2 separate regions of the Homo sapiens genome follow, and region 2 is linked to region 1. Evidence: chromatin loops called from intact Hi-C (ENCODE). Cell type or tissue: breast epithelium. All regions are shown on one strand.

Region 1 (4,000 bases):
CCTTAGGTGACAGTCTGCAGTGGATGTTGTGGTGCACCACCCAGACCCTTTCTTCATCCATTTCCCCAGCTGCTGGGTGCATTGGTTGTTGAGGGCTCTTAGCTTAGTCCCTCTCTGGGAATTACCCTTGGAAAAAGGGGGCTGCCTCACCCAAGTTGTGCCCCTTTTGGGAGCAGCCTTTATCCAAAAAGGACTAGTAGGTATGGCGTAAAAAGTTTCCATCCCCATGCCTCAGTCTAGGACATCTTGGAAGGGCCATCCCAGGTCTAGAGCTCCCCACTGGATCAGTGCAGGGCTCTTGCCAAACTTCACTGTGGTTCAGTTTCTCCTGCCCTGCCACTTACAGGTGCTCCTCCTGAGAGCTTTCCCCAGCAAACCTCTTGGGGAGTCTGTTCCTAGTCAACTGATCTAAGATACAGTCAAAGTGAGCATTACTGGTTGGCAGGTAGCTTTGCTGCCCTTGATCATTGAGGGACCCAAGTTTTTTCCATCTTGTTCTTTATCCCTTCAGCTTTGTCCCAGGTTGAAGCCAGGTTGCAGGCCCCTCTGTGCTCCAGCTTTGTGGGAAATGGAAAGAGAATGTAGAGGAAACACACTGTGCCTTAAGACATCGGCCTGGAAGTGGCACACATCGCTTCTACCACTTCACTGTTTCTTAAAACATAGTCACGGGGCTCCACACAAGGAGGCTAGGAAGCACCCAGCAGCTGGGCAGCCTGGTAGGCTACGCCTGCTACTTTGGAAGAAGAGTAAAAGAGAGGGTGGTGGGTGGCCAGGAGTCTCCATGGCAACCTCTGAATAAGAATTTGTGTAGCCCTGAGAATCTGTACCACAAAGCTCGTTAGATAGGGCCGCAGGTGTGAGCCATTTACTGGGCACAAAGACCCCTACAGCACTGTCATTCATGTGGACAAAAATTTCTAGAGCTACTTAGGCATTGCTCACTAGGGACTCTCCATAAAAAGCAGCACTGCAGGTTTTGCACAATACTCTTGTGCTGGCCATAACTTGTCATTTCTTCTCCATTCAAGACAGCTTAGCTGGACATAAGTGAGACAAAGTAACACGACAGAGATAACCTTCAACAGACTCAGTCAAAGAAAATGATTCCCAAGCTTCAATTTTTTTTTTTATTAATCACAAATTACTTGTAAAAGTCTTCCATCTGATCAAGACGAGTGGTTGCCTGATTTTGCTTGTGCCCTCCCCACTTGAGAGCGGGGCAAGCAGTGTGGGTTTGACAGTGCCGACGGGGAGGGCTGGCTTATTGCACCCGGATAGGGCAGACAATCCTTGGCTGTCACGGAAGTCTTGTCAAAGGCCCAAGCAAAGGGTCACATCATACTGACCCTACCATCCCCCTGGCTTAGAGTTCACAGTCCGTCTTTGTTATAACTTTGCTGCAAACACCCTCAACTTGTTTGCCTCCCTCCCACTCTGACAAGCCTTTGTCTCCTCCATTCTGTGCCTGAGATGCCAAACATTGCTGGAGAGAATCTTATATTTGGGCCAATTCACTTAATGTTTATTACCCTAAACCTCAAATGTGCAGGCAACACCATGGGGCAGTTTTTGCCTTGCATGCCTCCTCAGGAAATTCCTGCACAGCTTCCCACTCAGCCCCCACATCCACTTTCCCTCTCCATTCCAGCCCTTTGCAGGCGCCTTGTTCTTCATGGAGAAAATAGAAAGCATTAGAGGAGACTCCTTCTCCAATCTCTCACCAATACCACCAGTGCCCACTGCACCTCACCCCAGTCTCTAGTTTCTGTCTAAGGCCAACCCCTCCTCTTGGTCTATAAATCTTATCCCCAAGTCCTGAGTTTACATTGGCAGCCCTGCCGGCAGACTCAATACTGAGCTGTCTGCTCAGCATCCGCACTGGGTGTCCAGTGGCAGAGGGAAAGCAAGGGCTGTGCTGGGGAGACGAGTGATGGGGAAAAGCTGTGGGAGGCCACCTCCACCAGGAGTGAGTGACCCACTGCCTCCCAAATACCTCTGATGGGAGGGTTATGCAAAGCCCCCCTCAATTCTACTCCCAACAGGCCACACTCTTTGGCCTTGGAGCCGATGGCCTCCCTGGAGGTGACTTCTAAGACTGGCTCTCTTCCCGAGCGGGTGGGAGAGTTGGGGCTAGGCTTCGGTGCTTGTCCTTCTCTATCTCAGGGGGTGCCAAATTGCCTGAGGCCCAAGCCGTGCCAGGGAAAATTTGCTGACAGGCCTGTGTCCCGGTGTCCCTTCTGGGGAAGGGAAGGGAGGCACCAGCTGGGTGAGGAGGGAGTGCTCTCGCAGAGGAGCCCCTCCCGCCTGCCCTGCCTGGGGGCGCCAAGAGCTCCAGGTTCTAGATCAGCAGCAGAGGCATCTCAGTAAGAAGCTGCCTGGTGCCGGGTGAGGGGCAGTCTCTTTACTCACCCTGCTCCTGGCCTGTCCTCTCTCCGACTCCCCACACTGTCCAACTGGTTTGTTCCTTGGCCAGCATCTGGGAGCCAATTTATTCAGCCCTGAGGTTTGTTTTGTTAAGGACTTTAAAATGTATTAAGAAATGCGCGAAGAGCTTTGTCATCACTTTTCCCTTTCTAACGTACCTGAGCAATTGGATCAGGAAGTCCTTGCCTGCCTGTCCTCCTGGCGGACCACCAGAGCTAGCCGAAGTCCCAAAATGGGGCAAGAAGGTAGGGCTGTGTCCCCTTCAAGCCACTCCTCTGGCCAAATAGCCTGGGCTGTAGCAATCTGAGCCAGGAGGGGTGTTCATGGAGGAGGGTGTGATGGCTCGTGGCTGTAATCCCAGCACTTTGGGAGGCCAAGGTGGGTGGATCACCTGAGGTCAGGAGTTTGAGACCAGCTTGGCCACCATGCCGAAACCCCATCTCTACTAAAAATACAAAAATTACCCGGGCATGGTGGTGCATGCCTGTAATCCCAGCTACTCAGTAGGCTGAGGCAGGAGAATCGCTTGAACCTGGAGGGCATAGACAAGAGGTGGGCCCAGGTCTCTCTTAGGAGTTCTCCCTGTGGCTGTGGAGAGAATGCCTGATGTTTCTCTCATCTTAGCCCAGGCACTGAAGAGAGAATGCTTGTCTCAAAATGAGTTCAGAGGCTTTTATGGATTCAGTTGTATCTCCCTCCAAAGAGGTATGTTGAAGTCCTAACCCCTGGTACCTCAGAATGTCACCTCACTTGGAAATAGCATTGTCATGGATATAATTAGTTAAGATGAAGTCACGTTGGAGGAAGGGTCCCTAATTTAATGTGAGTGGTATCTATTTTTTTTTTTTTTTTTGGCATGGTCTCACCGTGTCACCCAGGCTGGAGTGTAGTAGTGTGATCATAGCTCACTGCAGCCTTGAACTCCTGGGCTCAAGGGATCCTCCCATCTCAGCCTCCTGAGTAGCTGGGACTATTGTGACCTACCATGATGACTGGCTAATTTTAAAACAATATTTTTTAGAGATGGGGTCTTGCTATGTTGTCCAGGCTGGTCTCAAATTCCTGGCTCAAGCAGTCCTCCACCTTGGCCTCCCAAAGTACTGGGATTACAGATGTGAGCTACTGTGCCCAGCCTAATGTGACTGGTATTTTTAAAAGAAGAGGTCAGGCTGGGCATGATGGCTCATGGCTGTAATCCCAGAACTTTGGGAGGCCGAGGTGGGTGGATCACCTGAGGTCAGGAGTTTGAGACCAGCCTGGCCACCATGCCGAAACCCCATCTCTACTAAAAATACAAAAATTAACCGGGCATGGTGGTGCATGCCTGTAATCCCAACTACTCAGGAAGCTGAGGCAGGAGAATCGCTTGAACCTGGGGGGCGGAGGTTGCAGTGAGCCAAGATCGTGCCATTGCACTCCAGCCTGGGCAACAGAGCAAGACTCTGTCTCAAAAAATAAATAAATAAATAAATAAATAAATAAATAAAACAAAATAAAATAAAAGAAGAGGTCAGAGTCATGCAGGCTAAAGCCAGCCATTTGACAGTGGAGGCAGAGATGGCAGCAACACATC
Region 2 (4,000 bases), 1.2 Mb after region 1:
TCATAGCATCTGTATAATTACAATATTCACACACAGCAACTAATGTCTTTCCCAAGATCTCTCAAGTGGCTGGCAAAGGATGATATAGAGGAGTCCAACTTTGGAGTGCAGTCAAAGGAGAGGCTGGAGGGATTAGGCCAGAAGGTCAGAGTTTCCCTGTGGGAAAGCTGGGGTTAAAGGAGAACTGGACTTACAGCTCCAGAGACAGGACACCCCCTGGGAGTGTTGGTTTCATACAGGTGTGTCATACAGGAGCTAAAAAATCATCATCTCCAAGTTAGAGACCAGGTGCTTGGGGGCCAGGTGCATGCCTGGGCCTTACTTGATGGTGGGGTAGGGATCTGTATAGGATCAGTAAGTCTGGACTTTGTGGACACAGGCCTTGGCAGTGCTGACCTTGAACTTTCAAGGGGCAGAGGTTGTTAATGGCAGCTGGGGAGACAGGGCTGGGGTAATAACTGGACCTCTCTCTTTTGGTATTGCTCTTAGCTCTCTGGGATTCTTTCTAGAAAAGGTTCTAATCTTTTCTCTACTTTCCCAGCTCTTCCTTAGGCCTAGATGCATAACATTCCCTTGAGTGCCTGTTAAAATTGCAGTTTCCTGGGACCCATTCTAGTGATTCTCATTCTTTAGGTCTGAGCAAGTGCCAAATAGTCTGAAATTTTAACAGCCACGACCAGCTGACTTTGAAACAAGAGTCTTTGAACCCCACTTGACAAAGGTTATCTTAGAGAGCTACAAAATCTAGACCTGGATTTTATTTGCCTTTATTTGAAGGAGTATTAAAATAATCTGTTCTTAAGAATGTCCACATGCCATTTATAACTGTTGGCCAAACACGAACTTGCAGTTGACTTTCTGACTATATCATGGGCATTAGTCAGGAGTTAAAACTGGTGTAAGGAAAAGCTATCATTTTAATTCACCAGATACATACGTGTATAGTTCATGGCACTACACTTATCTGTGTGCACACACAGAGTTCATTTATGTTGAGTCTGAGTAGCAGAGATTGTCACTCAGGAATTAAAGCCCATTTCTATAAATTGATAGTGGCTGCTGCTGCTCCTGACTGTGGATTGAAATGAACAATCAGAAATGTTAATGTTTCTCTGTTTGTGTCATTATTGCTGCAGTGTGATGTTTCCCAGCCCCCTCAGCTCCAAACTCTAAATGCCGTTGCAATGTTTTCATTTAATGAGGATATACATAGCAAATGTTTCCAAGGTATTAAGATATACAGGGCTTCAAAGTTTAATCATTGCTTCTTTCAGGGGTGGAGCAGAAGAAATGTTTAAGGAGACTAGGTTGACTCTCTTCAGGTATGCGATGGGCAGCCTCTGGCTTCCTTCCTTGTGACACTTGCTGAGGATGCTTCTGGAAAGTCCGGGCTTTTCTGGAAGGGCTTGGTGCTGCTACAGCCTGAGATGATGGTGCTGCTGGCTGATTGTGCTGATCCTAGGTTAGCCTTGGGATTTAATTTTATATTATTATTTTTTTCAGATCTCTCTTTACGTCATTACGTTTAGAGATAATTTGTTATGTGGTTGATGAAGGTCAATTCTACATACGTATTTAGTAGTAGTACTGATGTCTGAGATCTTGTTCCTGCCTGTCACTAGTCTGGTGTGTGACTTAAAACAAATCCCTGCGTCCTTAGTTTTCTCAGCTTATGACTGGGGATGGTACTTGTCTTATCTTCAAAGTCTTTGGGAGAGTCAAATGAGAGACTTGGTGGGGAACTTCTTGGGGCAACATTAACTTGACCCAAATCCAAAAAGTACTGTTATTTTAGGCCTGGTTTTAATAGAAAGCCATGGTGAAAAGATGTATCAGTCTTTATGTTGATGCCTAATGACCAGAACCCAGTTCAAAATAAATATCATTTTTATAAAGTTAAAAAATTCAAACCAGCAGCATTTGGAATCTCCTCTCTTCCTGATAATGATCTGTTTCTTGGTTTTCAAAATATGTGATTCCCAGGAATCTCTTATCTGAAGAACTCAATGTATGCCTGAGTCCATTTACCTGTACATCAATACAGGAAGTAACCAATAGAATCTAAAGAACATTAAAGAATCATAGCTCTAGAAAGAACAGTGGTTCCAATGGTGACAGCAGAGATTAAGAACTTGCTGTGATCTATAAGGAACTTAAACAAATTTATAAGAGCAAAGCGAAAAACTCCATTAAAAAGTGGGCAAAGGATATGAACAGACACTTTTCAAAAGACATACATGCGGCCAACGAACATATTTTAAAAAGTTCCATATTACTGATTATTAAAGAAATGCAAATCAAAACCATGTGAGATATTATCTCACACCAGTCAGAATGGCTATTATTAAAAAGTAAAAAAATAACAGATGCCGGCGAGGTTGCAGAGACAAGGGAACAATTATACACTGTTGGTAGGAGTGTAAATTAGTTCAACCGTTGTGGAAAGCAGTAGGGCGATTCCTGAAAGAGTTGAAAGCAGAACTACTGTTTGACCCAGCAATCCCATTACTGGGTGTGTACCCAGAGGAATATAAATCATTCTACCATAAAGACACACACATGCAAATGTTCATTGCAGACTATTCACAATAGCAGACATGGAATCAACCTAAATGCCCATCAATGACAGACTGGATAAAGACAATGTGGTACATTTACACAAGGAATACTATGCAGCCATAAAAAAGAATACAATCATATCTTTTGAGGGAATGTGGATGGAGCTAGAGGTTATTATCTATAGCAAACTAATGTAGGAACAGAAAACCAAATACCACATGTTTTCATTTACAGGTGGTAGCTAAATGATGAGAACTTATGAACACAAAGAAGGGAACAATAGACATGGGGCCTACTTGAGGGTGGAGGGTGGGAGGAGAGAGAGGAGCAGGAAAAATAACTATTGAGTACTAGGCTTAATACCTGAGTGATGAAATAATCTGTACAACGAACCCCCATGACACGAGTTTACCTATATAACAAACCTCCACGTGTACCCCCAAACCTAAAATAAAATTTTTTTAGAAATAACTTGCTGTAGAATGCCAATGTTGTCATTGGTTATTTGAAGTGTCCAGTATCATGGAATATTTAAAGCAGGAACCATAAAGCTGTTTATCAGCTGGGTCAGTGGTGGCTTCACACACACCCCTTAGGCAATTAAAAACATCTGCAATTTAGCGTATAGTAAGTATAAATCAGTAGATTAAATGTCACAACATCTGTCCCATCACTAGGAAATATCTGTCTCAAAAATAGGTGGTTGGCTGGGCGTGGTGGCTCATGCCTATAATCCCAGCACTTTGGAAGGCTGAGGGGGAGGATTGCTTGAGCTCAGGAGTTCGAGACAAGCTGGGCAACAAGGAGAAATCCTGTCGCTACAAAAAAATAAAAATAAAAAAATAAAAAAAATTACAAAAAATTAGCCGAGCATGGTAGCCAGCACCTATAGTTCTAGCTACTCAGGAGGCTGTGGTGGGAGGATCACTTGAGCCTGGAAGGTCCAGGCTGCAGTGAGCCAAAATCATGCTACTGCACTCCAGCCTGGGCAACAGAATGAGACCCTGTTTCAAATAAAAAGGAATAGGTTGTTTAATGTCTTTGTCAATATCTGCAGGGTTGAATTGCATTAACGTTAGGTTCATCCAGGTGGGAATAATTAAAATGCTGTTACTAGATTAGGAATTGGTGGAGACAAAGGTTTTGGTGCAGAATCTACCACTAACATCCCATGTAAGTTACCATTTCTCTGTTCTAAAAACAGCATGTTGGCAGCTCAATCTATCTCAAGATTTTTTTAGCTCACTGAATGTGGAATTGCCTAGAAAAGTTTAAAATATGGGACAAATATAAAGTATTACTTTGATTTTTCTAAGAATTCTAGGCATCTCTGAGTTCATTCTTTAAAACAATTGTCTTTTTGAGATATAACATGCATTTCATAAACAGCATACATCTTAAGTGTACATGAGCTCGTTAATTTTTAAAATTTTATTTAAAA

Evidence for each region. Peaks named below come from ENCODE experiments on the same cell type or tissue, not always from the same donor. Only the 100,000 strongest peaks of a DNase experiment are listed, where the experiment ranks them.
Region 2: a loop joins it to region 1, with 24 times the contacts of the local background. A loop is called at or near these places in 1 of 110 quality-filtered maps.

What each region holds. Positions count from the first base shown.
Region 1 is chr2:47,615,884-47,619,883 of GRCh38, forward strand. It overlaps a transcript of MSH2 not described here. Among named protein-coding and RNA genes, the nearest start is that of KCNK12, 47 kb to the left of the region's middle. In breast epithelium, no CTCF peak of the experiment used is centred here; a DNase peak (open chromatin) is centred at 2,398.
Region 2 is chr2:48,865,199-48,869,198 of GRCh38, forward strand. No RefSeq gene overlaps it. Among named protein-coding and RNA genes, the nearest start is that of LHCGR, 110 kb to the left of the region's middle. In breast epithelium, no CTCF peak of the experiment used is centred here; no DNase peak of the experiment used is centred here.